2 separate regions of the Homo sapiens genome follow, and region 2 is linked to region 1. Evidence: chromatin loops called from intact Hi-C (ENCODE). Cell type or tissue: chondrocyte. All regions are shown on one strand. Links, peaks and the distances in the headings refer to the core of each region. The heading gives the core; the rest is flanking DNA. Region 1 overlaps NEK9 (NIMA related kinase 9). Region 2 overlaps LOC101928352 (a long non-coding RNA gene).

Region 1 (12,108 bases), core at 1,866-9,865:
GGAAAAAAAATCATATGGCTGTCCCAGGCACAATATGGGAAAGTGCAAACTGTCTCTAAGGCACAGAACTTAGATTCTCAGCCAGATTAATAGCAAATCTAGACTTCCCAAGGGAATATGCTAGAGAAAATGACCACAGCGTTCCACTGCTAGGGAAAGGCTCCCCTATGAACAAGACCAGGGCACTCACCCACCCCCGGCACTCACTTTCACCCCACCTTCTCAGCAACCTGCCCATGTCCATCAGCTCCATGGCAGAAGCAATCCTCATGATGAACACCCAAACTGACCCAGCCTCTCAGGCCTGCTGAGATGATGAGCATGAGGATACAGGGACATGACAGGTCAATCGGTCCTCAAGAAAATCAAAGTTGCATTTACATGCTGAACCAAAACCCACTGTTACAGTTTATGACAACCCCCGCAAGTCCCCAGAACTTGCAACTTTAATCAAAGTTTGGCTGCTTCCCTTATTTCAAGAAAAGGTTTCAGTGATTACATTAGTACTAATGTACTAGGCTTCCCAGAACTGAGAAAACAATGGGAACATCAAACCAAAGAAGATCCCATTGAACAGAGTTGCCTGTCCCGAGCAATGGGGTTCTCCCCAAGCATCAGCCTTTATGCCACCAGTTTTGGAGAAATGGCAAAATTTCCATTGCACAAGACCTCCCACAATGTTGATAAGATTATCAAACATTTTGGTCTGGGGAAGATGAAACAAAATTAATTTAGCTGTTTATAGGAAGGTGGGATGTGAGACTCATCAAAGGTAGGATGTGTGACACAAAATACCACAGGAACATTTTACAAGGCTAGGTGGAAATACAAAGCTCACATCCTTAAGGAAACCATCAAATACTTGCCTAGAACTTTCTATATGAAGTTTTGTTCTTCTATGACACTATTTCTCTTTGGTAAAGCTAGCTTGTTTCTATCTACAAAGACACAGTGAGTACAGGATTAGAAGTGAGCTCTCAGCCAAATTCCTTTTGCAAGTTCTACCTGTTCTGTTAGGCTTCAGGGACTCCCAGGGTTTGGTGCTGGCTTTGGGCCACTCAGGTAGGAAAAATGATACAGATTCATTCGTTACCACATGGCTTCATAAAACACCAAAAGGGGAAAAATACTGACTAGACATTCAGAAAGAAAGTGGTTGGGGCTGCTGATATCAAGATCAGAACCCTAAGAGCCATGAAGGCAGAGGCTCAAAGAAGTCTTTTCATGGGCAGAAGACTGAGAGCCCTCTAAGCCCTCTCTAAGATACCAAGTAGAGGCAGCTAAAGGAGGACCTCTTCTCCTTCATGATTTTCTCTTAAGGCTATTCTGACTGCCCCATGGACTCAATTCTCTGAGACACCTCATCCCTCAGAGACACCTCATCCCCTCATCCACAGTTAGGAAATCCCACCCTGCATTGGTCACAGCCTGAAACACCAGCTGTGTGATGAGGAGGGTCCTGCCCTTTCTCTATTCCTCACTGAAGAAATTTCAATCAACCCTCAGAGGAAAAGCAACCTAAGCCTACCTTTCCTCCTAAAGCATTTAGCTGCACAGAGTAACTGAACTTTTTCGAAACAAGCCCTAGATTGACTCCATCAGACATATTTTCCTGGACTCAGGGCTCCCAAGAGGGCCAGACTACTTCACCACTCTGCAGAGGACACTGGGCGGGCCACACCTGATTCCAGCCCACTCCAACTTTACACTTCTCCCTCTCCCACCCAGAGGGGTAATGCCTGGTACTGAATTCCCAAGGCAGCTTCCAATCAATGGTGAAAATGATACATGGGATATAAGCTGCTACCAGCGCAATTAAGGTGAGCACTGTGTCTCCTCTTCAAAGGTGGGATCAACAGATGAGGTACAGAGCTGCTGTTGCTATGGCAGTCACTGATGACAAAGCCAGGGCCATGGGGGCCCTTCCATTCTCCAAAACAATAAAATCACTCCTAGATCCTATCTAAAAGGCAATGCCACTCTCCAAATGTACAAGGAAAGTGCTTCAGAGCCTCTGCCTTGCGCTCCTTTTCTGCAAGTGAACAAAGCCAGGAAAGCTGCTCTCTGCATTCGGTAAGTGTGCTGTGAAGTTCTTTGGGTCCCAGTCTCCTGGGGGCTCTACAGGCTCAGGAGACTAGAGGCTGGGTCTACAGGAGTCTGTTCCCAGGAGGCACCAGGAATCTGAATCTAAGTCAGGCTTTGGATCCATTTCCATCTCTTCCTTTGCTGTCTGAGTTCCTTTGGAATGCATCCCCACCTGTCCGGATAAAACACGGTTCCACATTAGCAACAGTGCCACCTAGTCACAGAAGTAGTTCAGTACTATATTTTCAATGCCAACTTCTAAGGCATTGGCTAAGGCGTGGCTAAGGATTTGTAGCCACGATCTTGTGAGACGCTCATGGCACTATTTTAGATACAGTCCATACCTTTATATTTACTGCAGGTAGGGTGACCAACTATCCAGGTTTGTCCAGGACTGCGGGGTTTCCTGGGATGCAGAACTCTTAGTTTTAAAATGGAAAAAGTCCTGGGCAAAACAATCTTCTCCCTGCTATAGCTGCCAATCTTACCTTGTGTGTGTGTGTGTTTTTGAGACAGGGTCTTGCTCTGTTGCTTACGCCGAAGTGCAGTGGTGTGATCACGGATCACTGCAGCCTTGACCTCCCCAGATTCAGGTGATCTTCCCACCTCAGCCTCCTGAATAACTGGGACTATAGGCGTGTGCCATCATGCCCAGTTAGTTTTTATTTTTGGTAGAGATGGGGTTTCACCAGGTTGCCCAGGCTGGTCTTGAACTCCTGGGCTCAAGCAATCTCCCAAAGTGCTGGGATTACAGGTGTGAGCCACCGTGCTCAGCCTGTATATTATTTTCTAAAGTAATTTCATAAACATTAGTTCATTTAATCCTCCAAAGAACCATACAAGGTGTCTATTATTTTCTTTCAGGTGAGAAACCAGGGCTCAGAGAAAACAAAGTAGCCCAAACACCTACAGCTGGCAAATGGCAAAGCCAAGGGCCTAACCCTATTTCTCTGCTTCTACTTCCCTCTATATAAAACAATAGCATGGCTCTCGAAAAATAATGCAAGCAGCATCACCTTTGAAGTATTTTCACTAAAAATGTTTAATGTGAATCTAATCAAGCCTTAGGTTAAACTTCCAGTTTTCAGAAAAGACAGGGTGACAGAAAAACAAGTTAGACAACACCCTGAGAAAACAAGACAAATCTAGAATGTGGGACATTCTGTTGAACAACTGCCCTGGTTTCTTCAACAAGTCAATGTCATAAAAGTATTTTTTTAAAAGGTGAAGCAGAGCATGGTGGAACATGCCTGTAGTTCCAGCTACTTGGGGGGCTGAGGTCAGAGAATCACTTGAGCTTAGGAAGTCAAGGCTGCAGTGATCCATGTTTGTGCCACTGCACTCCAGCCTTGGTGACAATGCAAGACCCTGTCTCAAAATAAATACATAAATAAGGCCTGGCGCAGTGGCTCACACCTGTAATCCTAGCACTCTGGGAGGCCGAGGCAGGTGGATCACGAGGTCAGGAGTTTGACACCAGCCTGGCCAATATGGTGAAATCCCATCTCTACTAAAAATACAAAAATTGGCTGGGCATGGTGGTAAGCGTCTATAGTCCCAGCTACTCGGGAGGCTGAGGCAGAAGAATCACTTGAACCCGGGCGGTGGAGGTTGCAGTAAGCCGAGATCACGCCACTGCACTCCAGCCTGGGCAACAGAGTGAGACTGTCTCAAAAAATAAAAATAAAAATAAAAATAAAAATAAAAATAAAATAATTTAAAAAAGGTGATGGTGGTGGAGGGAGCTGTTTTAGATGAAAAGAAATGAGACATACATATAATGTGGGATTCTTGACTGGATTCTAGTCTGATAAAAAATGGTTATAAAGGACATTTTTGTGGGGGAAAACTGGGAAAATTGAGGTATCAGCTGGATACTAGATGAGAATTGACAATACTAGTATTAATTTTTTTAGGTGTGGTTATAGTATTGTGGTTGTTCAGGAGAATGTCTATTTTCAGAGGTATGTAATTAAGTATTGTAAAAGAAAAAACATACACTAAGAAAAAGCAATGCAAGTGATGAAAATGATTCAATCTAGGTGCCTGAACAAGGCCCAAGGCTTCTGGGATTATAATTACAAAAATGGTATCATTAAAAACTAAGGATCGGCCAGGCGTGGTGGCTCACACCTGTAATCCCAGCACTTTGGGAGGCTGAGGCGGGTGGATCATGAAGTCAAGTGATCGAGACCATCCTGGCCAACACGGTGAAACCCTGTCTCTACTAAAAATACCAAAATTAGCCGGGCATGGTGGTGCACACCTGTAGTCCCAGCTACTCGGGAGGCTGAGGCAGGAGAATTGCTTGAATCCGGGAGGCGGAGGTTGCAGTAAGCCAAGATAGCACCACTGCACTCTGGCCTGGCAACAGAGCGAGACTCCGTCTCAAAAAAAAAGTAAGGACCTGCAAAGGAACAAGTCTATTTCAGTACTTTGTGTTTTGTTTCTGTGATTCTTCAAAACAGGCTTAGAAATTGGATTATTCTTTTAATGCTCTCACCTGCTGCCCTCCTTCTAATTTCTTGTTCAACTTCTGCAGTTGGGTAAAAATCTGGAGGTTTTCTTGCTGTAGCTTCTGTTGTTCAGCCAGACACTTTAACACCAGACCCTGCAATCTCTCAACCTCCACCTGCAGAGAGCTGCACGCACACGCAGGAGGAGTCAGTGGTGTTCCCTTCCCAGCACAGGTTACTGCAGGATTCAGCCGAGGTGACTAGAGAGACAAGAAGGAGATTGCAGGAGGTTCTGCCCAGGTGTCATAGCTCCTCAATCCAAACTTCCTCTAAGTGCAATCGGATTTTACTTTTAAATTAACAAGATAAATCATATATACACATGAATATATGTACGAGAAACAGAAATGCTAGGATTATAACAGCGATGGGCACTGACATAACATGGAAAGTGAACTCTCTGCCTCAGTCCCCATTAGGCCAAGGTGGGAGACCAATCATCTATTTTGGAGGACTTTGTGAAAAATTTTAAAGCACCTTGGTATCTTCTCATTTAAAATGCTGAAGTAGGGAAAAGCATGATTTGGTTTGGAACAAGTCTTTCAGATCACAGACCCAAAGGGTCAATATTCATGATATGCAGTGAATCACACTTTAGAAAAGATCTGAGAGGTGGTCAGTAAACAGGACCACCAACACAATTTAAGAAGGTGAACTGACAGAGAAATTAAAACATTCACCTTGAAGTTTCAAAGGTATTATTACCTCTTCTGGGAAGCTTTCTGATGATCCTAGTCTGGATTTTTCTCTTTTCTACTGTACTTTTTTTATAGGAGGGTTCAACAAATAGCCCATAGGCCAATTCTGGCCCACTGCCTGTTTTTGTAAATACAATTTTATTGGAACACAAGGATGCCCATTCATTATGTATTACTTGAAGCTGCTTTTTGTGCTACAATGTCAGAGTTGAGTAGTTGCAAAAGAGGCTGTACACATTTCTGTCTAAAATGGTCTAAAATAATTACTATGTGGCCTTTAATAGGAAAAGTCTAAAATAATTATGTAGCCTTTTATAGAAAAAGTTTCATGACCTTGGATTATAGTTTTACTGAGGTATTTACCACAATGTCATTTTTACCAAGGTTAGGTGTACATGTGTTGCTTCCTCACTAGACTACCAGTATTACTTCTTTCTTATATTTAGAGCCTCTAACCTACCCTGCCAGTGTCATGAAAAACTGAATTTGAATTTTGGTATTTCTGAGGCAGAGGGAAAAGACAATCCCTTTAGAAAGGTGTTAGCCTGTCAGAAATGTGGAAGGGTAAATACCTTTCTGAGGCAACTCAGTTTAGTCTTGGGTTGAGGCTTTAAGTACTGCTGAATAGACAGTATAATGAGTTGATGCAGGGCAGCTGAAACCCAAAAGCTAGAGCGAGGCCAGAAGAACCAGGCAGAGCTTGCAGTGACTGTTTACCTAGTTGTGATTCAAAGGCAAAAAGCTCAGTTACCGAGGCTTCTACTTGGGGTTTGTGTTCCAAAGGAGCTTCAGAGGCCACTTTGAGTCCTTGCAGCTCTTCATAGGGCAGGGTATCTTTCTCAGATTCTGAAAACGCTGCACTGAGAGGAGATGGGCTGTCAGGCATGGGGATAAATTCTGCATTTTCCAGCTCCTATGTATATGAGAAAGAATCTCATTAGTCTGTTTGCAGTATTTGCTTCCTCCCAAATTCCCTTCTTTTTGCTATAGTTTTCCCTCTCTCATGACTTCAGCACCCTCTAGTGGGCAAGACAGTTGTGGTTAACAACATATCACAGCCTACCTGTGAAAAAACTGCCACCCCTTCATCAGAGAAACAGTGATGCAAAGGCAAACTCAAAGAACACAGGCTGGAGTTTCTGGTGTGTCACTCCAACACGCTTATTCTACACAGGCTATTCAGTGAGCTGGGGCGCTCCAAGGAAGTGTCAGTGAGGCTGGCTGCAACACTGCTGAAAGCTGAGGCTAAAGGTGCAGACAGAACAGCATGCTGCTTCCTCTGTTCACGCTCCTCAAATCACTAGCAAGTTTAGTCTTATTAGACAGGGAGCTTTAAACCTACAGATTTTTTTTTTTGAAACAGGGTCTTGCTCTGTTGCCCAGGCTGGAGTGCAGTGGCACAACCATGACTCACTGTAGTCCTGACCTTTGGGACTCAAATAATCCTTCCACATCAGCCTCCTGAGTAGCTAGGACCACAGGCATGTGCCACCATGCCCGGCTAATTATTATTTTTTTGAGACAGAATCTCACTCTGTCACCAGGCTGAAGTGCAGTGGCACAATCTCGGCTCACTGCAACCTTCACCTCCCAGGTTCAAGTGGTCCTCCTACTTCAGCCTCCCAAGTAGCTGGGATTACAAGCGTGTACCACCACAACTGGCTAATTTTTTGTATTTTTAGTAGAGACAGAGTTTCACCATGTTGGCCAGGCTGGTTTCAAACTCCTGACCTCAAGTGATCTGCCCGCCTTGGCCTCCCAAAGTGCTGGGATTACAGGTGTGAGCCACCTCGCCCAGCCTTATTTATTTATCTATTTATTTTTTGAGATGGAGTCTCACTCTGTCGCCCAGGCTGGACTGCAGTGGTGCGATCTCGGCTCACTGCAACCTTCGCCTCCTGGGCTCAAGTGATTCTCCTGGCTCAGCCTCCCAGGTAGCTGGGATTACAGGTGCGTGCCACCATGCCCAGCTAATTTTTTTTTTTTTTTGAGACGGAGTCTCGCTCTGTCACCAGGCCAAAGTGCAGTGGCGCAATCTCGGCTCACTGCAACCTCCACCTCCTGGGTTCAAGCGATTCTCCTGCCTCAGCCTCCTGAGCAGCTGGGACTACAGGCGTGCGCCACAACGCCCGGCTAATTTTTGTATTTTTAATAGAGATGGGGTTTCACCATGTTGGCCAGGATGGTCTTGATCTCTTGACCTTGTGATCCGCCCGCCTCAGCCTCCCAAAGTGCTGGGATTACAGGCGTGAGCCACCTTGCCCGGCTAATTTTTGTATTTTTAGTAGAGATGGGGTTTCACCATGATTGGCCAGGCTGTTCTCAAACTCCTGACCTCAGGTGATCCTCCCGCCTTGGCCTCCCAAAGAGCTGGGATTACAGATGTGAGCCACCATGCCTGGCCCTGGCCTTATTTTTTTTTAAATTTTTATAGAGATGGGGTCTCCCTATGTTGTCTAGGCTGGTCTCAAACTCCTGGGCTCAAGCAATCCTCCTGCCTTGGCCTCCCAAAGTGCTGGAATTACAGCTGGGAGCCATCATGCTCGGTCTTTTTTTTTTTTTTTTTGGTAAAAAATTTAAAATTTCACAAACCATAAATATTTACTGTAGAAAATGAGAAAATACAAATGGGCAAAGGAAACTAATAAAATTCACCAGCAATTCCATCACTTACAGACAACCACTTTAAAAACTGTCAATACATAGTCTTGTTGACATTCTTTTGTGTGTTACATATTTCCTAAAAGAATGAGATCATACAGATATATCATCCTCTTCTGCATAGCCATATGTTGTGAGTAACTTTCCATGAAAATAAATATACTTCAACATTCTTACTTTTTTTTTTTTTTGAACAGGGTTTTGCTTTGTCACCCAGGCTGGATTGCAGTGGTACAATCATGGCACAGCTCGGCTCACTTCAGCCTCGACTTCCCAGGTTCAAGTGATCATCCTGCCTCAGCCTCCTGAGTAGCTGGAACTATAGGTGCACACTACTACACCCGGCTAATTTTTTAAATTTTTGGTACAGACAAGGTCTTGCTGTGTTGCCCAAGCTGGTCTTGAGCTCCTAGGCTCAAGTGATCCTCCTGCCTCAGCCTCCCAAAGTGCTGGAATTATAGGCATGAGCCACTGTGCCCAATCCAACATTTTTACTTTCTGTATCTCAACTTTCATCAACCATTTTCCTATTGTAAGGCATTCCAACTGCTCCAATATTCCATTTCTATAAATGACAGTATAAAATCTGTAAGCTTAATCTTTATATACATGTACTACAAAAACTGCCATCAAGGTAGGTTATAGTAACTTATAATACATTCACTTAAGTAACAAGGGTATGAGAACATTTTTTATCTTTTTGGAAAGAAAAAAGGATTAGTGATTAGGCAATTTCTTTCCAGGTAGAAATCAGAAGGCTGGATTCAGGATGCACAACAGTTTACTAGGTACTTGGAAAACTGAGAGACCCTGACAGCTCTTTCTAGTTCCTGCAAAGGGCCACATATTTTATCCAAGTTACTTCTTCCAAAGGAATTACCTTTCGAAGCCAGCCAGGACAGGAGCTGCTGGCCCCATTACTGTTCCCCATGGCCTCTGTGGGACTGATTAAACCTTCCATTCCTCGGTCTGCTTCCATTGTTCCTCGGAAGCCTCCACTTGGGTCAGGAGTTTCAGATTCCTGCTGACTGTCCTCTTCTTCACCACCGCCGCCCCCGCCGCCTCCTCCCGGGCTAGAGCTCTGAAACACTGACAGATATACAGCACAGAAATAGACAGCTTTGCTATGCAGCAAGACAGATTTACCATTTGACAACCCTACTTACCCTGGAAAGGTGCCTATAAGCTGCATGAAGTGCAATGGCAACAGTGCAAGTCAAATGTTAGGGACTAAATTTTTGGTTTTCATACAAACTATGTTTTGTAATTTTGTATAGTTGTATTTGTATATCAGGATGCTCATAATGATAATTCACTTCCATTTACCAACTTTGTTTATCTTGTATCCATAGCAGGTTATCAATATTCTAAAAGCATTACCAAACAATCCCCCCAACCACAGCCCACCAAATCTAGCACCCATGCTTACTCTGCTTCTTTAAGAGATACATTCAGATTCCAGCATCCTCCATAGACACTTATCTTATATAAAAAGGTCTTTAATATTTGAGCCAAACTCCTCTTAAAGTTGCCAGATAAACTTACCATTAACTCCCTGTCCGGGGAAAATCTGAATGTTGAATTCTTCAACTTTTTTTTTTTTATTTGAGACCGAGTCTAGCTTCTGTTGCTCAGGCTGGAGTGCAGTGGCCCGATCTTGGCTCACTGCAACCTCTGCCTCCCAGGTTCAAGCAATTCTCCTGTCTCAGCCTCCCGAGTAGCTGGGATTACAGGCACACACCACCATGCCCAGCTAAGTTTTGTATTTTTAGTAGAGGCGGGGTTTCACTATGTTGGCCAGGCTGGTCTCGAACTCAGGTGATCCACCTACCTTGGCCTCCCAAAGTGCTGGGATTACAGGCGTGAGCCACTGCACCCAGCAATTTTTTTTTTTTGAGGCACAGTTTCATTCTGTCATCCAGGCTAGAGTGCAGTGGCACGATCTTGGCTCACTGCAACCTCCGCCTCCTGGCTTCAAGTGATTCTCGTGCCTCAGCCTCCTGAGTAGCTGGGATTACAGGTGCCCGCCACCATGCCTGGCTAATTTTTGTATTTTCAGTAAAGACAGGGTTTCACCATGTTGGCCAGGCTGGCCTTGAATTCCTGACCTCAAGTGATCCACCCGCCTCGGCCTCCCAAAGTGCTGGGATTACAGGCGTCAGCCACTGCGCCCGGCCAATTCTTCAAAATTTAATGTGAATATTACATTCTCTGACGACTATCTGTATCCATTTTTATAATATAATGGCTGATTCTTTCATATCATACAGCATATTCCAAGCAACCTTAATGAAGACTAGCTGATGTGTGGTCAGGAAATGAAACTGAATTTTAATATGGGCCAAATAAAAATATAATTAAGAAGATTAATCTGTCAAAGTTAAAGAAAAATTGCCTGGTATTTTCTTTTTTTTTTTCTCTTACTCCTCAGGGATCCTTGTTCTGATGCCTGGTATTTTCTGAGGCTAAATGTAAAGAAGGGTTAATTATCACCTGCTGTGCTGGCCTGGGGACTAACTGGGTCATGCTGAGATCCTACGGAAGCAGCAGAACTATAGTTACCAAAGTGAGTTCTGAAGCTTACTTTTTGTTTTAAATGGCTTTTTAAGATTATGCTGCATTTTAGATATACCTAAGACTATTTTAACATACGTGTAAATTTTCATGCCTAACAATAAACATAGGTCTATTTGCCACTAGAACTAGAATTGCACTATCCAATATGAGTTACTAGCCATATGTGCCCGCTTAAACTTAAAGAGAATTAAAAATTCAGTTCCTCAGTCACACAAGCCACTCTCTGGAGTGCTCAATAGCCACAGAAAGCTGGTAGCTACTATACTGAACAGCACCGATATGGAACATTTCCATTGTTGCAAAAAGATCTACTGGACACTGCTGAACTAGAGCATTACCTATATCACTGTATTTGCCGTGTGAATTCCTTCCTTCTCTGGCCTCCTACCCAGATGAAACCATTCTGTTTAATTTTATATTTATCATTTCTTCTTAAAAACTTTATCGCCTTTATGTATCCTTAAATAATACATTACTATTCATTTTACTTTTATTTATTTTTTTTGAGATGGAGTCTCACTCTTTCGCCAGGCTGGCTGTACAGTGGCGCAATCGTGGCTCACTGCAACCCCTGCCTCCCAGGTTCAAGTGATTCCCCTGCCTCAGCCTCCCAAGTAGCTGGGACTACAGGTGTGCACCACCATGCCTGGCTAATTTTTTTTTGTATTTTAGTAGAGACAGGGTTTCACCATGTTGGCCACGATACTCTCAATCTCCTGACCTTGTGATCTGCCTGCCTTGGCCTCCCAAAGTGCTGGTGTTACAGGCGTGAGCCACCACACCCAGCCTATTTTACTTGTTTCTAAACTTTATAAAAAGGCATGTAGTCTGCTGCAACTTGCTTTTTACATTTCACATTATGGAAATATTTGGAGATGTTCACTTTCACTCCAATGGATGGTTATAACGCATTTAATCAACAAATAGTTACTGAGCATTTACCATTTGCCAGGCACTGTTCTAGGGAAGTAGATAAAATTGATAAATAAAAAAGACAAAAATCCCTGCTCTTCCTCGAGTTTACATCTTCCCACCAATGGACATTTGCTTTTAATTTTATGTTTTTCCTTTAAATACTGTTCTAGTAAAACAAACTTGTAGTAGAACTGCTGTGCTTAGCGAAAGATCTTCAGTCAGTTTTGACAGATATTAATATACATAAACAGAGATGCCAAGCAATGGGCTACTTAACTATATATAATATGGTGTAATAAGTCAGTGTATATGTGTAAACTGAAGTTCAACAAGTCTAGATCATGTTTTCAGCTGTTTCTTTTTGGAGGTTTAATCTGTTTGATTGACCGATTGTTTATGTATTTATTCATTTATTCGAGATAGGGTCTTGCTATGTTGCCCAGGCCGGATTGCAGTGGCTATTCATAGGCATGATGATAGTGCACTGTAACCTTGAACTCCTGGCCTCAAGTAATCCTCCTGACTCAGCTTCCTGAGTACCTGGGACTAACGGCTGTGCCACTGTGCCCAGCTTTAATCTGCTTTTATTCTGGGTGTTTATGTGTTTTGATTCCAAACAATATCAGAATCTGGGCTGGGCATGGTGGCTCATGCCT
Region 2 (16,298 bases), core at 1,524-9,523, 470 kb before region 1:
AGCCATCCCTGACCTCCAATCTAGAGCAGCCCTCCCTCACCCCAGTCATGACTCTAACACACCACCCTGTTTCATCTTCATAAAACAGTTGACATCATCTTGTTATTGATTTGTTTGCTCGTGTAACTGAATTTTTTAATGGGCTGAACCTAAAGAGGGACTATCCAGAAACTGCTCCACTACTACCTTCAACCATATTATGGTAAATTTCCCTTTCCCACCCTTAATGACATCTCAGGCAGAGTCCTTGGCTTGAGAGGTCATCCCTACCAGACACGAGAACTATTCTATTAATATAATTAAGACCCATTTTCAGACACAAAAAGTCTGCTCCTGTCCAGATCAAAATCTCATCCAAGTTAATCAATATCACATCCCATTTAATAGTCCTCCTCTCCCCTGTCCCTTTGCTAGAGATCCTGCAGTGGTGAGAGTGGGGTGTGGTCTGTTTTCCTGACCTCCCTTTTCTGCTGTGGCTCCTCTTTGTCAAGGCTGGGAGAGAGGTGTTAGAGGAAAAGTAGCAAAGTCTTATGTGACAGGTACCCTTGGTTGGCAGGTGCCAAGCGCTGGCTTTTTCATGGGCACATATGTGGGTTTTTGGGAGGTTCTCTACAGGACCTCCACCCTGAGTTGCCATAGCAAATTACTCTCTGGCCAACCTCTCGGAGACCCCTGCATCCTCTGTCTCTCATAGGACTGTCCCACCTATGCCAGGCAAAACAATGGTGGGTTGGCCGCTCCTCACCCTGCCCACTTCTCACCTTGCCACACAGGCCACTCCAGCGAGGCTCCACGATCAGAATTCTCCAGACAGGAAGTGCACACAAGTCTCTTCATTTATGTACGTCCTCAATTCCTAAAGACATATGTTGGGTTCTCCCATGAACTGTCTTGCTGTAGTTTAATGCACCGAGGTGCCTGTAACATCCAGCAACATAGTCAGCATCAGTGGGGGGACAGTTATAGGGACAGAGCCTCCTCTTCTTGCAGATGACTGGTTCTCTCTGGGAGCTCCCTTCATTTGGTTTGAGTTGGGGAGTTCCCTCAGGGGAAATCTCAGCCCTGCCCACAAATGCAGCAGTGTTATGCTTCAGTGACTTTCTTCAATCCCTTTCATTTGTAGACTGGAATTGAGGGATGTAGTTTGATTGCTGTTGAACCTGTTCTGCCTTTAGTAAGGTGTCTAGTACTTCTCTTCAGAATGCAAGAATATTTAGCCCTCATTGTTCTATCTTTGTGGCTTCAGCAGATATTCCAAGAGCAGAGGAAAAGTCCTATTCAACAACCTATAAAATCATTTCTTGTCTGACTTCCCAAACCACAATGACAGCTCTAAAGCAACAGATATCTTGTCTGCGTTGCTCACCACTGTTTCTGCAGAACCTAGAACAGCCAAGAAGTATGTGTGAAATGGATAGCTAACTGAATGAAGGACACAGTAATCCCATCAAGTGGGGAGGGCTGGTATCATTAGACCCATTTTAAGAGAGAGGAACTGAGTTCTGGGTGGCAGCTCCTGATCCAGGTTCATGTGCTTGCTGCCTTTGGGGCTGGCTCTAAAGATCTCCTTGAACCCTACCCCTTGCATTTGACCATGAATGCCCCTTAGTTCCCAGAATGCTGCGTTCTGTTCCTGGGATGCTGCTCCTTCACAGCTGTGGAAGCCCCAGGTCCACACTTACCTCTCCTTGCCCAGATATCCACCCACCTCTGTAGTTCTGGGCTCCCTTCCTCTCCCCGGAACCTACCCACTTCCTTCAGAAGCTCCCCTCTAGATCCCTCAAGACCCACCTCAGATCCCCGTGGGCCTCCAAAAGCCAGAAACCTTGGCATCATCTTCGTCCCTGAGCTATTTTTTCCTCCTGTGTGTCCAAGTCATTATTACTGCTCCGTCTCCTCCGTCTGCATTTCTGGAAGTCTGCCGCCCATTCATCCCTCACCCTTCGCCTCCGCCAAAACCCTCACGCAGACCAACTTTCCCTCACCATCGGGCGCCCCTTCCACTCCTCAGTGAGTACAAGTGGTCCTTGGACGTTCCCACCCTGTTCGCCTGGGGACCATAACCCAGTTCATCTACTCCAAAGACTGGCATCTTCTACCCCATCCCGGCGCCACACTCTGTCCTGCCACCTACTTACTGCCCATATCTCCCTTACCCTCTAACTGCTGGGACTGATTGCAGCTCTTCAGAATCTCCAATCCCACAAACACTTGAGTTTTGCTTTTTTTTTTTAACCTGCCAAAATCGATAGAGCCTACTTTAGTCCAAACGCCATACTAAGCATGTTACATCAATTGGCTGATTTAACCAACCAAAGGAGGCATTATGATTTCCACGCATACAAAGGAGGAAACTGAGGTTGGCAATGGCTACTGGCTTGCCCAAGATGGCACAGCTGATAAATAGCAGAGGCAGGATTCAAACCTGGATCATTTTCCACCTGAGCCCAAGCTTTTAAGGTTACACCGCCTTGCCTCCACCCCGGGCTTGTAAGCCTGGAGCCCTCTTCACAATTGAATCATGACCTTTCCAACCACCCCACCACTATCACCACCAAAGGAGCTCTAGGGCATATCCCCAAATGCCCTCTTCCCTGCCTGCCAGCCCACTGTTCATGTACCTGGAGCTCATGTACCTGGAGATGTGGAGTTATCAGAACTTTCTGCCACCCTTAATCCTCTTGGCCCAGTGAAAGAAGGGAAGCTGTTTCAGCATGGCCGCTGACTCACCGTGTGTCACTTCCCCACCCCCTGATTAAAGCCTTCTCCCTCATTAGATCGCTGCTAAGCCTACTCACCCATCTCTTGGGTCTGGAGAGGAAAATCATCTCTGGAAAACCCGGCAGAGAGAGTCTAAAGGGTTGATAAAGAGATTCCAGCAGGGAAAGGTTTGCCCAGACACATGCCCCATGCAAGGGACAGCAGTCTCCTGGACTCCCAGGGCAAACTCACTGCTTTTCCATGTCTCACTGGAATAATGTTGGCAGCCAGAGGTCTACCAGAACCTGAGCTAATTTGGTAAATAAGGACCAAAAACAAGGGCCACATTTCGGCCCCCTTTGCTGAGACCCAGACTCCTGAAAGAATTCCAGGGATTTTTCTTGCTTGGAAGTAACTGGACCTCCAGCCCTGAATTCCTCTCCCCAGGAGAGCTTGTTCCCCTGCTCAGAACAAATAACACATTTCCTGGTTAATCAGAGGGCAGAATCGCTGAAGGAAAGTTTGACTGGGCCCCCAGCCTTCCAGACGGGAGCCGCTCATGGGCTTGGATGTTCTGCTCCAGACACTGGGCAGCTGGGACCCCAGCACTGCGCAGCCTCAGCCTCCAGTTTGGAAGGTGCAGGCCGTACAGAGAGGTGCCGACTCCCTCCTGTGTGAGGTTGTTAAGGCCCGCAAAGGCTGCCAGAACCATTCCACCTTAGGTGCCATGACCTGGCGTCCCCTCAAGAATTCACAACCACCCTGCCCTGGTCTGCCGGTGCCTGTCTCCTCCAAGTGGGTATGACATGCTGGCTGGTGGTGATAGCCATGGTATGGATGTTCCTGCAAAGGTAAGGTGAGCTGGCCTGTATTTCAGAGTGTGCTGGAAAGGGCCCTCCCACAAACATGTGGTGAACATTTACGTCTTCTGTGAGCGGAGCACAGTTCTGAGCTCATTTCCGTCTTCTGTGAATGCAGCACAGTTCTGAGCTTCATTTGGCTTCTACTTTCTTATCTGAAAGTTGAGATAATGATGTTCTTTTTGCCATTTTTCTCTTCAGGACAAACTAGCTAGCCAGCCCTGTTTACCCTGTCATGGGGCTAGGGGCAGGTGTCAATTACTACTCCTCCATTTACCAACTGATATTTCATTTATTGTTTGTTTGTTTGTTTGAGACAGGGTCTCACTCTGTCACCCAGGCTGGAGTGCAGTGGCACAATCTCGGCTCACTGCAGCATCCACCTCCTGGGTTCAAGCAATCCTCCAGCTTCAGCCCCCCAAGTAGCTGGGACTGTAGGTGCACGCCACCAAGCCTGGCTAATTTGTATTTTTTGTAGAGACGGGGTTTTGCCATTTTGCCCAGGCTGGTCTTGAACCCCTGGACTCAAGTGATCCTCCCGTCTCGGCCTCCTAAAGTGTTGGGATTATAGGTGTGAGCCACCACATCCAGCCTTGGTATTTCTTGAGCACTCAGAAGGTACCAGGCACTGTGCCAAGTCATCTTATAGTCACTTCCTTGTTTAATGAGAAGCGCTATTGATGAAGGAAGTGCTATTATTTCCCCACATAGCAGATGAGGAAATGAAGGCTCGGGGAAGTAAATGACTCATCCACAGTCACAAGCCAGTAGGTGGCTGCGCTGGGATTCACTCCTGGTTTGTCTGGTCCCAGATGCTAAACCAATGCCAGCTTCCAGGGGAAGGGAGACCACCGACAGCTGCATTTTTCTCAGAGCTGGAAGCATGCACAGCTGTTTGTGGTGTGGTGGGGGTGCTAATGGCTGCATGGGACTGTGGTCACAGGTCAGCCCCCACCAAGCATCCCCCATTCTCCTCAGGCCTGTTTACCAGCTAGGGGTCCGCTCTGAGTCAGGGCGGTGAATCTGATTCGCACCCACAGAGAAGAAGGAAGGAAGTCACAGCCACACTCACCCCACCTCCATCAAGTAGTCTGCAGTTGCTGAATAGAGCTCATCTCAACTCGTAGCTTTTCTCTTTGGGAAAGAGAAATGACATACATACAATGTCTATTTAGCTCTGTGTGGTAGAGGTGTTGCCATTCCCATTTCACAAGCCCAGAGGGGTAGTCGCTTGCTCAAGGCCACACAGCTGGGAGTTGAGCCAGGATTCAACTAAAAAGTCTGAACAACTCCAAAGTCCATGCTGTTTTCCCTGCAGCACACTGCACTCACACCAGGGTGTCCTGCAATGATGGGAAATGGGCAGCTCTTTCAAATCACTTAGTTCACTTCGCTTCCCTTCATTTCCAGTCTCTGGTGCATGGGTGGGCTGATCTGAAAGCTCCGTGCCATTCACTATAAGCTGAGATGTCATTTCCTATTTACCTGCATAAATTCCTTCAGTCCCTGGCTGGGGGTGGAGGGGTGGAGGAATCTTCTAAACCCCCGGGGGAGCCTGAAGCATAACTTCTCCTCAAGCACAGTCTCTGAAGACCTGAGCAGGACAACAGTGTGAGCAGCTGGAAGACCTCCTCCCTGTAATTCCTCCCAGTGAGACCAAGGGGACTTCATATGCTCTGCTGGAGGTGGAGAGAGTTACCCAGATGGGGAGAGCTCATGTACCTGGATTATTCTTTCAAAATCCCCAGGAAGAAAACCCTGTGGGCTGGGGGATTGTGCAGGCCTATCTAGGCTTCTAGAATGGCTGTGCAGGAATTTGAGGACAAAAAAGGACAAGAAGCAGCTTCCCTTGGCTGTCGCTGGCATCTTCCAGCCTGTGCCCACCTTGGCTTTGAGCTGGGTCATAGTAACACTCCTCACACCCTGAGGGATGAGGGATGCAGGGGCAGAGAGGAAGGTCTACAGTAGGGTCTTTCCTAAAACAAGCTCTCCCCAGGGAGGCCTGCAAGCCAGCTCCCTCTCACTCTCCATTGTCAAGACAAAGAGAGGAAGAGGATGCCTTCTGCCATCATCCCCTGAGTCCATTTTCCCTGGATCATCCATGGAGAGTGGGGGCTCAATGATGTTTGCCCTGGTGCCCCCAATACCCTCTCTAGGGCCCCAGTCCCTCAGGAACAGACCCAGACCTGGCAAATCCCCAGGAAAGGGCACAGACACCAGGCTGAGGGGGCAGGCGAGGTGCAGCAGATCCCAGTGGGCCCCGGCTAGTCCTAGTCTGAATGACTCATTCCTTGTTTCCGTCCACTGTGGTCTGAGTGCCTTGGCCCAGGGGCCCCCAAGAGGTTGTAACACAGGCTGGCCTCTCGCCCATCAGGGCTCAGCAGACAAAAATTAAAGATCTCACTCCTCAGGAACTCACACAGACAGCACAGGCATGCTCTGTACTCTGCCTCACCAGACCAGACCTCAGGCCAGAGGAGGCTGATGGCCAAGAGAGGAAGGAAAGTCGTCTCCAGCTGCTCCTCCTCCTCTTCACCCCCCATGACCTGCCATGAAGGCCTGGCCCTGCCCACTGTCTTCTTACTCCCCCTCTGGTCCTCCGCCTAACAGTGGTGGTGCCAGCGGCATCTCCTCAGCTCTGTTCCGTTCCTCCCCATTTCTGACTGAAGACAACAGCAAAGGTGAAACAGCCTGTGCCTCCCAGGAGGAACAGACTTATAGGGAACTAACCATACATTTTCTGGCAGCCCATTTCTGATTAAGTCACTCACCTGCTCAACAACCTTCAATGGATCCCCACTACTTCACAAATCAATCCCAAACTTCTTACTGGGTTTGACACACAAGCTTGTTTCATAACCCTCCCAGCCATGTATGCTGACACTCCGCACAGTCTCACCCTCTCAGAATCCCACCCAGTTTCCTCTCCCCCATCCCCTCACCCAAACACCTTGGCTGACATTATTTCCTTGATCTGGAATGTTCTTCACCACCCCTGCCTGTTTGTTTAAACTCCCATTTTAAAGGCCGCCTCTTCCATGAAGACTTCCTGGGCACCTCCCTCCATCTGGAAAGTTTGCTGCTTCCACCAAATCCCTGTAGCCCTCAACGTACTGCACTCTGCTCTGCATGACTAGTCCACAGCTATGGGTCCTGGAGTAGTAGGAAGAACAAGGGGCTTTGTGGTTCTAACCTCAGCACCATCATTTACCAGTTATGTGCCCTGGGCTAAGTGACTCATTGAGCCAGTTTCCTCACCAAGACAATAGAGATCCAATAGATACCTTTCTAAACAATGCCTAGAAAAAGCAACTGTACTTATCAGTGACATAACACTCCAGGCCACAGTGGATTGAACCAAAGATAAGCACCTGAGCCACAGGCAGCCCTTTCACTGGCCAGTCAGTGACCTAAGATTTCTGTGGGCTGACTTAAATACAGACATCATTGGTTGCTGAACAAATGAGATTCTCTCTGAAATTTCAACTAAGAAACTTTACTTTGAAAGCCAACCCCCTGGGATTAAAACAGACAAGTCCATGTTCCCTAGAGCTTACAGCCCAATGGAGCTCGTATAACCACACCGCAATAAAGCCAGAGAGGTGGAGTGACTTGCCCAGGGTCACACAGCTAGTCAGTTACACAGAGAAGGCTAGAGCTCAGGTCTCCCCACCAGGGCTTGGTCTAGGTTGGTTGGCTTCTACTACAGGATCAAAAGGATGGACCCTGAACTGATTGCCTACAGAAGGCTGAAGAGGCACCAGCCATACCCTATGTGAACCTATGCTAGGCACATGGGCGGCTTTGGTGCAAAGAATTCTTCCATTCCAAGCAGTCATTAAAACCAAAGTCAGATCATGTCTGGGAGCAGACTCCAGTTGGAATTCTGTGTCTGCCCTTAGTACATCTTTCTGATCACACCCCTTCCCCTCCCTGGGCCTCAGATTCCTCATCTACAAAAAGAAGATTTTTACAAATTCCCTGTCAACACTAAGATTTTGATTTGAGCAGCAGACAGATAAGGAGAGCATGTGGATCCAAGGAACTGCAGGGTCCACAGAATGTGCATGTGGAGGGGACTCCCCGAGATAGGCCATCCCATTTCTTCAATTTATGGCAGGGCAAACTGAGGCCCAAAGAGGGAGAGATGCTGGCCCAAGGTCATGTGACTGGTTATTGGCCAGCACTTGAACCAGGGCCTCCTGACTCCCAGGCCTTTCAACTCTTTCAGCTGCTGCAAGAAGCTGGGAGCTATCTGGCCGTCTGGGCCAGGGAAGCCAAGAGTCACTATGCATGTCAGGGCAGGGCCTCGGGGCTTGGGAACATCTCTGATGGTGAGTGTAAGTGGCAAAGCTGCTGGTGGAGAGGGGTGGCTCGAGGGTCCCGGAGGGCGTATTGGAGATGAGCTGTCAGCAGCTTCCCTCCTCTGGCTGACAAGAAGAAACAGGGAAGGGTCCATGATGGTTGAAGGGAAACAGTCCCCATTTCTGATAAAGCCACTGCTCCATGGAGTGCCCCCCGCAACTCACACACACACTATCCACCCCTGCCTGGCTGCTGAGACCTCCCACCCGCAATCTCCGTCTCAGGTTGTGTATTGGTATCCTCAGGCACACTATTTTGTGAAGCCTGGAATTCCTTTCACTGCCTGAGATGCTTCCAAGCACCCATTTCTAAAATTCAGCCTGTTTGGCTGGGATCATGATGCCCTCCCATTCCACAGACATTTTTTGAGCACCTAATATGTGTCAGGCACTGTGCTAGGCACGGGGACAACTTCACTCCCTTTGTGATGTTAAGTGCTTCCATAGGGGAATTGACACAGCCTTTTGGACTTACTGAAAAACTGCTAATTGTGCGAGGAGGGGCTTGGTTGGAGAACATTTCTCAGAAAGTCATGACTCTGACTTAAATCTTTTTTGAGACAGGGTTTTGCTGTGTCATCCAGGCTGGAGTGCAGTGGCACAATCACAGTTCACTGCAGCCTCAAACCAAGGCTCAAGAGATCCTCCCACCTCAGCCTCCCAAGCAGCTGGGACTACTGGCATGCACCAGCACACTCGGCTAATTTTTGTATTTTTCGTAGAGACAGGGTTTCACCATGTTCCCTGGGCTGGTTCCAAACTCCCGAGCTCAAGTAATCCATCCTCCTCGGCCTCCCAAAATGCTAGGATTACAGGTGTGAGCCACCACGCCTGGTTTCTGACTTAAATGTTTTTTGTTTTTTTTTTTTACTGGAGACAGGGTCTTACTTTCACCCAGGCTGGAGTGCAGTGGTGCAATCTCAGCTCACTGCAACCTCTGCCTCCTGGGCTCAAGTGATCCTCCCACCTCAACCTCCCAAGTAGCTGGAACCACAGGCACACACCACCATGCCTGGCTACTTTTTGTCTTTTTTATAGAGACGGGGTTTCACCATGTTACCCAGGCTTGTCTCGAACTCCTGAGCTCAAGTGATCCACCCGCCTCGGCCTCCCAAAGTGCTGGGAATATAAATGTGAGTCACTGTGCCCAGCCTCTGACTTAAATCTTAAAGTCTAAGAAGCAGTTTAGCATATGGGGAAGGGTGGGGCATGCCAAGGCAAAGGCAGTGAACGTGCAAATCCTGAGTGACTGGAAGGATTGCAAGAAGCTTGTATGGCTGAAGTTTCCATAGAAAGAAGGTTATGGAAAGGGAGGAGGCTGGAGGGGAAGGCTGGGGCTAATGCATGTGGAGCTTAGCTCTAACGAGCTCCTTCGCTCAGAAAAAGGAATCTGGCCAGGCACGGTGGCTCACGCCTGTAATCCCAGGACTTTGGGAGGCCAAGGCGGGTGGATCACCTGAGGTCAGAAGTTTAAGACCAGCCTGGCCAACATGGCAAAACCCCGTCTCTACTAAAAATACAAAAAAATTAGCTGGGCATGGTGGCACGCACCTGTAATCCCAGCTACTCAGGAGGCTGAGGCAGGAGAATCACTAGAATCCGGGAGGCGGAGGTTGCAGTGAGCTGAGATCACACCATTGCACTCCAGCCTGGTAAAAACAAGAGCAAAACTCAGTCTCAAAAAAAAAAAAAAAAAAGAAAAGAAAAGGAAAAAAGAATCTTTTTCCCACATCCAAGCCACCAGCTGGCCCCAGAGTGGGCAGACAACTACCTGGAATTCTGAAACTGATGTCTTCTGGTTAACAGGGAGGTCACTTGGGTGAGGAGGAAGCAGCATGATCTTATTCTCATCAACCCTCACTAAAGCCACCCCAAAATAAACATCTAAACATAAAGTCGTACAGATGCCAGACAGGTATTTGCCATGCTTAAAACAATGCCCAGTCCTGCTTCCCAGCACTGCATCCCCCCATGGCTTCTCTTTTCTAGAAAGTGAGGAGCTGCCAGTGCAACAGCTCTGGCCTGGCCCCTGGGCTCCTGCCGCCATGACCCACTAGCCAGACTGTGTCTCTTCCTTGCCCCAGCTACCTCCACTTTTCTAAACCCTCTCTGAATTTCCTACTCCCTTTGGACCCCCCGGGTTCCTCTGGGGACTCAGCCTCAGTCAGGCTCTTGTCCCCAGTCACTCATTCTTGCTGGGCCTCAGGTTCTTCTCTGATCCCATAAGCTCAAGTTGAAGTTATATCATGCCGGGTGTCACAATATACATCTCCAAGCCCACCTGCTCTTCGGCCTCCCTCATAGCTTTGCTTCATAGATAGAGAAGCCTTATGTGCTTGACATCAAACAGATACCTGAGGAGTGCCTGGTGCATTTCAGCCATTATTTCTTGAGTATCCCTTTGTCAGGCATCAGAGTTGCCAAGAAGAATAAGGCTAAGGACGGTCCCTACCCTCAAGCAGCTGCCAGTATAGTAGGAAAGGCAGACAGTACATATCATGGTAAGTGCTGTGAGTGAGATAAGATCAGGGTACAATGTGAATACAAGGACAGGGTACCTAATCCAGCCTGGGAGCATAGGATGGTCAGGGAAGGTCCTAGAGAAGATGCTGTCTGAGCTGGGGCTGGAAGGCTGGGCATGTCTCAGCCAGGAGAAGGTGAAAAGGCTGAGGAAGAGAAGGCAAAGCTGTGATTACCAGAGCCAGGTTCACACAAACTAAACCACACCCCATTCAACCCCGTTTCTTTTTTTTTTTTTAAGACAGAGTCTCACTCTACTAGAGTGATGTGGCCCAATCTTGGTTCATTGCAACCTCTGCCTCCCAGGCTCAAGCGATCCTCCCACCTCAGCCTCCCAAGCAGCTGGGACTACAGGTGCGCGCCAGCACGCTCGGCTAATTTTTGTATTTTTTGTAGAGACAGGGTCTTGCCATGTTACCCAGGGCTGGTCTCAAACTCCAGGTCTCAAGCAGTCCTCCCGCCTTGGCCTCCCAAAGTGCTAGGATTACAAATGTGAGCCACAGAACCCAGCCCCAGTTCCTTTTTCAATAGGGTTCCTGACCAGAGAAATGTTGTCCTATTTTTAATGATATTCAAATGAAATGGAAATGATATTCAATGTGGATAGGCTGAGAAAATGTGGAGCTCATGGTAATGCAATTAGGCATATGTGTAGATGTTTAAACAACCATTCCCCACATTGATGAATGAATGGAGGTCATTGAGACCTATAAACATGCATGAGACAGGGATGTAACCTACACAAAACTTCTCACAATTTTGAGATCAGAAAAATAATTTTTAGGCCGGGCGCAGTGGCCCACGCCTGTAATCCCAGCACTTTGGGAGGCTGAGGCAGGTGGATCACCTGAGGTTGGGAGTTCCAGACCAGCCTGACCAGCATGGAGAAACCCTGTCTCTACTAAAAATACAAAAAAATTAGCCAGGTGTGGTAATGCTTGCCTGTAATCCCGGCTACTCGGGAGGCTGAGTCAGGAGAATTGCTTGAACCCGGGAGGTGGAGGTTGCGGTGAGCCGAGATCACACCATTGCACTCCAGCCTGGGCAAGAAGAGCAAAACTCCATCTCAAAAAAAAAAAGAAAAAGAAAAGAAAAATAATTTTTATCAAATTTTCACATGACATAGAACTAGAAGAATAAATGATAAAACTGGATGATAGAAGCAAAATATAAACTGATCTTATCTAGAAATTTAATAGAGATAAGTAAAAAAGTCTTACATCTTGGTCCAGATAAATTAATAATTAACTTAAGGATAAGAGATACTTGCTTTGGGCCGGGCGTGGTGGCTCAAGCCTGTAATCCCAGCACTTTGGGAGGCCGAGGTGGGTGGATCACATGAGGTCAGGAGTTCAGGACTCCCAGCTACTTGGGAGGCTGAGGCGGGAGAAATGCTTGAACCCGGGAGGCGGAGGTTGCAGTGAGCCAGGATCACGCCATTGTACTCCAGCCTGGGTGACAGAGAGAGACTCCATCTCAAAAAAGAGAAAAAAAAAGAGATACTTGTTTTGATACCAGCTCATGTGAAATGACCCAAATTTGGGGAGACAGTGGTGCAAACTATTCAGCAGTGAATAGGGAGAGCCTAGGTAGCTACTGGTTCAAAATAAACTAACAATACAACTTCCTTAAAGGTCTAGTGCCATCTTGGATAGAATCCAGGGCTCAGAAGCCAGGTGCGGTGGCTCATGTCTGTAATACCAGCACTTTGGGAGGCCGAGCGGGGAGGATCACTTGAGGCCCGGAGTTCAAGACCAGCCTGGGCAACATAGCAAGACTCTGTCTCTACAAAATGGTCTGGTAAGAACCTATCTCTACAAAAAAAATTAAAAATTAGCTGGGTGTGGTGCACACCTGTAGTCTCAGCTATTCAGGAGGCTGAGGCAAGAGTATCATTTGAGCCCAGGAGTTCAAATCCAGCCTAAGTAACACAGAGAGACTCTGTCACAGAGAGAGACAAAAAGTATATTTAAGGGCGAGGGTTAACAGTAAATGGGCATCACATCTTATTGGGATGATAAAATGTTCCAATATTGATTTACAGTGATGGTTGTAAAACTTGGTAAGTTTACTAAAAATTGAATTATGCACTTGAAAATGGTAGATTATATGATATACAATATATGCCTCTATAATTTTTTTTATAAGAGTTAAGAGTTTCAGGCCAGGCGTGGTGGCTCACGCCTGTAATCCCAGCGCTTTGGGAGGCCAAGGCAGGCGGATCACCTGAGGTCAGGAGAACAGCCTGACCAACATGGAGAAACCCCATCTCTACTAAAAATACAAAATTAGCTGGGCGTGGTGGTACATGCCTGTAATCCCAGCTACTTGGGAGGCTGAGGCAGGAAAATTGCTTGGACCTGGGAGGTGGAGGTTGCGGTGAGCCAAGATAGAGCTATTGCACTCCAGCCTGGGCAACAAAAGCAAAACTCTGTCTCAAAAAAAAAAAAAAAAGAATTTCGGGCAGGCGAGGAGGTGGCTTACGCCTGTAATCTCAGCACTTTGGGAGGCCAAGGCAGGCGGATCACCTGAAGTCAGGAGTTCCAGACCAGCCTGGCCACCATGGCACAACCCTGTCTCTACTAAAAAAAAAAAAAAAAATACAAAAATTAGCAGGGTGTGGTGGTGCATGCCTGTAATCCCAGCTACCTGGGAGGCTGAGGCAGGAGAATGGCTTGAACTTGGGAGGCAGAGGTTGCAGTGAGCTGAGATCGTGTCATTGCACTCCAGCCCGAGTGACAAGAGTGAAACTATGTCTCAAAAAAAAAAAAAAGAGAGAGGAGTTTCGTACTTCAAGGTTGGGGAAAGGAGAATATCCTGCAAAGGAGATAATGAAGAAAAGTCCGAAGTGGAAAGGGGAAGTGCCATAGAACCCGATGAAAGAGACATTTTAAAGAAGGAAACTGTGGCCAACTCTAGGCAAAGCCACCGAGGTGTCACATAAAATGGAAACTTAATAGTTTCCATTAACCAGGCACGATGGCTCACCCCTACAATCCCAGCACTTTGGGAGGTGGAGGCAGGCTGATGCTTGACCCCAGGAGTTCGAGACCAGCCTGGGCAACATGGCAAAACCCTGTCTCTTCTAAAAATACAAAAATTAGCCAGGCATGGTGGTGTACACCTGTAATCCCAGCTACTTGGAAGGCTGAGGCACAAGAATCAGTTGAACCTGGGAAGCGGAGGTTGCAGTGAACTGAGATCGCGCCACTGTACTCCAGCCTGGGCAACAGAGCAAGAATCTATCTCAAAAAAAAAAAAAAATAGTACTTTATTTATCACAGTGGAGTTCACAATAGAGTTTCAGATTCAGGACTAGGAACAGCAAAAACATGGAAATACAGATTTCCGCTCTAGTAAATGCAGCACGTGGAGCTCTCCAACGGCAGGACAGATCCCACTGCTGAGTAATGAATGAGCTCTCTGACACCGGTAGTATTCAAAGAGAGCCTGGATGAGGCATTGTAGAAGGGATTTCTACATGGAAGGAAGATCTTTAAGGAGTACGAGTCTGTGAAAGGCCCAGGGTTTTCCTAAGATTTCATGACTTCTCTTTGCTGAAGACCTCTTCTCCACCCCTGGCCTTGGGCTCCTCATCTCAAGCATTGAGAGCTTGACCTGTGGGAAGGCAGAATGGCCCAGCCTCCTGAAGCCCCAGGGACCTCACTGCTGTTGGGTAGGGGTCCTTCAACCTCTGATGGCTCCCTTGAGTAATGAGCTAGCCCAGGGGTGGGTGATCACACAACAGCAGGTTTTCCCAAAGTCAGTGGAGAGAACTGAGTAATCCTGGGAGACCAGGAGAAAGAGACTGAAGGGCAAGGGAGATGGCATGGGAGGACTGGTCCTCCTTTTTAAATATGTGGGGCCAGCTGTCTTTGTGTCTCTGCCTCACCCTCACACAACATTTCCCCAGGGATAAGATGTGGGAAGGAGAGGCTACAAGATGAAGTTCATGGTAACTGTGTGGAGGGTTCCTGAGATAGGAAGAGGAGGAGGATATAAAGCACCTAGCCAGGCATGGTGGTGCGCACCCGTAGTCCCAGCTACTTGGGAGGCTGAGGTGAAAGGACTGCTTGAGCCCAGGAGTTTCAGAACTGGTCAACATAGCAAGACCCTGTTTTTAAAAAATAAAAAACTTGGAAAGCTGTGTGGAGCTTCTGCACTGCTTGAGCTGCTGATGGTCAGGTCTGTGTCAGCTGGCATTGTTCCAACATGAACTTTGAACCCATAGCAAAGGGGAAGGAATCCTTGACAACTCCCAGAGTGGGCCTGACAAGCTACGGTGCTGCCTGGTCACCAAAAAGGACACACAAGAGGCAATCCATTCTCCCAGCCAACATTTCCTGGGCATCTTCTATGTGCCAGGCCCCCTCACAGAGCTTGCAGTCGTTCATTCTGCTCATTCATTAATACGAGGAAACTGCCCCAAAACTGCAAGGAAAATGCCAACCAGGCTAGGTAACAGAGCTGAAGGAAAAAGAGCCAAGTGCATGCTTTGAGCCTGCCTCATGAAGTCAAGTCAAACATCTTTCTTTCTTGTCTCTGTACAAGAACTCCAGCTGGGGAGGAAGGAGGAGGTGACAGCAACAGTACATGCTTCCCATTGTACAGATGGCAATCTTGATCTCCGAACTGCTGCATGCCCAGCCACAGGGGGCATCCCATGTGACAAGGAATTAGAACTACACTGCTTCCTAATACTATATTTCGTGGCAGGAGGAGTTGGAACCAAGGGACCTCAGGTTACTCTCCCAGGATGTGGGAGGGGAAAGGTAAAGGTAGTGTGAAGTGGGCCTCAGCAGAACCTCAGAGCCAAAAGGAACTCCGGGGACCATCTGACCTGCAGCCCCTCCACCCCCAGCCCCCATTCCACAAACAACCATCCCATAGCCCATATTGCTCCCCTGGGTTCCAGGAGACAGTGTCCCAGGTTTTGCCTTCTCTGGTCTTTTCTTCCACATGCCCTGAATCTAAGGAAACACTGGGGCCCATCAGGCTCACAGATGACTGTGTTCCCACTTCCACACCAAATGGTACCAGCAGCACATGTCAGCTGGGAGCAGTGGCTTTCAAACCTTTTAACCACAACTCATACTAATTACTTTTTTTTTTGAGATGGAGTTTCGCTCTTGTTGCCCAGGCTAGAGTGCAATGGCACCATCTCGGCTCACTGCAACTTCTGCCTCCCAGGTTCAAGCAATTCTCCTGCCTCAGCCTCCCTAGTAGCTGGGATTACAGGCACCCATGACCATGCCCAGCTAATTTTTGTATTTTTAGTAGAGACGGGTTTTCACCATGTTGGCCAGGCTGGTCTTGAACTTCTGACCTCAGGTGATCCACCTGCCTCGGCCTCCCAAAGTGCTGGGATTACAGACGTGAGCCACCACGCCTGGCCCTGTTTTGTTTTTAATGCTGGTTGTGACTCACTATGGTGATTTCACAACCCACATGTGCATTTCAATGCCCACCTGGGCTAGAGGTACAGGCTCAGCTGCCGGAGTCCTTAACAGAGGTGGGGATAACTAAGGGCAAACCAAGAGGGTAAGGCATGAAGGAGCAGCAGGATGGGCAGTTTATATGTCCCCAGAAGAAAGGCCTTGGAACCCCTCAGCCTGAAGAAAAAGGAGGCCAAGGGCAGGCTCTGTCAGATCTTCACCTATACCAAGGCGTTTTCTTCATTTGCTTGTTTGTCCCATATAGAAGACAGTGAGCGGTATTCTTCACACTGAGCACAAGAAAAGGGGAGTTGACAAAAACTGCAGTGGAAAATAAGTCAGTGCAACACAGGCTGGGTGGGTGAGTATGTGCAGGGAGTGAGGGCAGCAAGAGATTCTACGCATTAAAAAAGGATCGT

Evidence for each region. A loop is a pair of places that touch in the nucleus more often than their neighbours do. Peaks named below come from ENCODE experiments on the same cell type or tissue, not always from the same donor. Only the 100,000 strongest peaks of a DNase experiment are listed, where the experiment ranks them.
Region 2: it touches region 1 in a loop (4-fold over the local background); 9 of 110 quality-filtered maps call a loop at or near these places.

What each region holds. Positions count from the first base shown.
Region 1 is chr14:75,082,430-75,094,537 of GRCh38, forward strand. NEK9 (NIMA related kinase 9) reads right to left here. Exons shown (of 22, transcript NM_033116.6): 19 at 8,841-9,049; 20 at 6,051-6,212; 21 at 4,589-4,801; 22 at 1-2,257. The coding sequence ends at 2,135. Among named protein-coding and RNA genes, the nearest start is that of ZC2HC1C, 19 kb to the left of the region's middle. In chondrocyte, for the core only: CTCF peaks have their summits at 2,300, 6,320 (motif pointing left) and 6,551; no DNase peak of the experiment used is centred there.
Region 2 is chr14:74,613,952-74,630,249 of GRCh38, forward strand. LOC101928352 (a long non-coding RNA gene) reads left to right here. Exons shown (of 2, transcript XR_944029.4): 2 at 1-97. Among named protein-coding and RNA genes, the nearest start is that of LTBP2, 9.9 kb to the left of the region's middle. RefSeq lists enhancers at 3,578-4,777, 8,241-9,107. In chondrocyte, for the core only: a CTCF peak has its summit at 4,880; no DNase peak of the experiment used is centred there.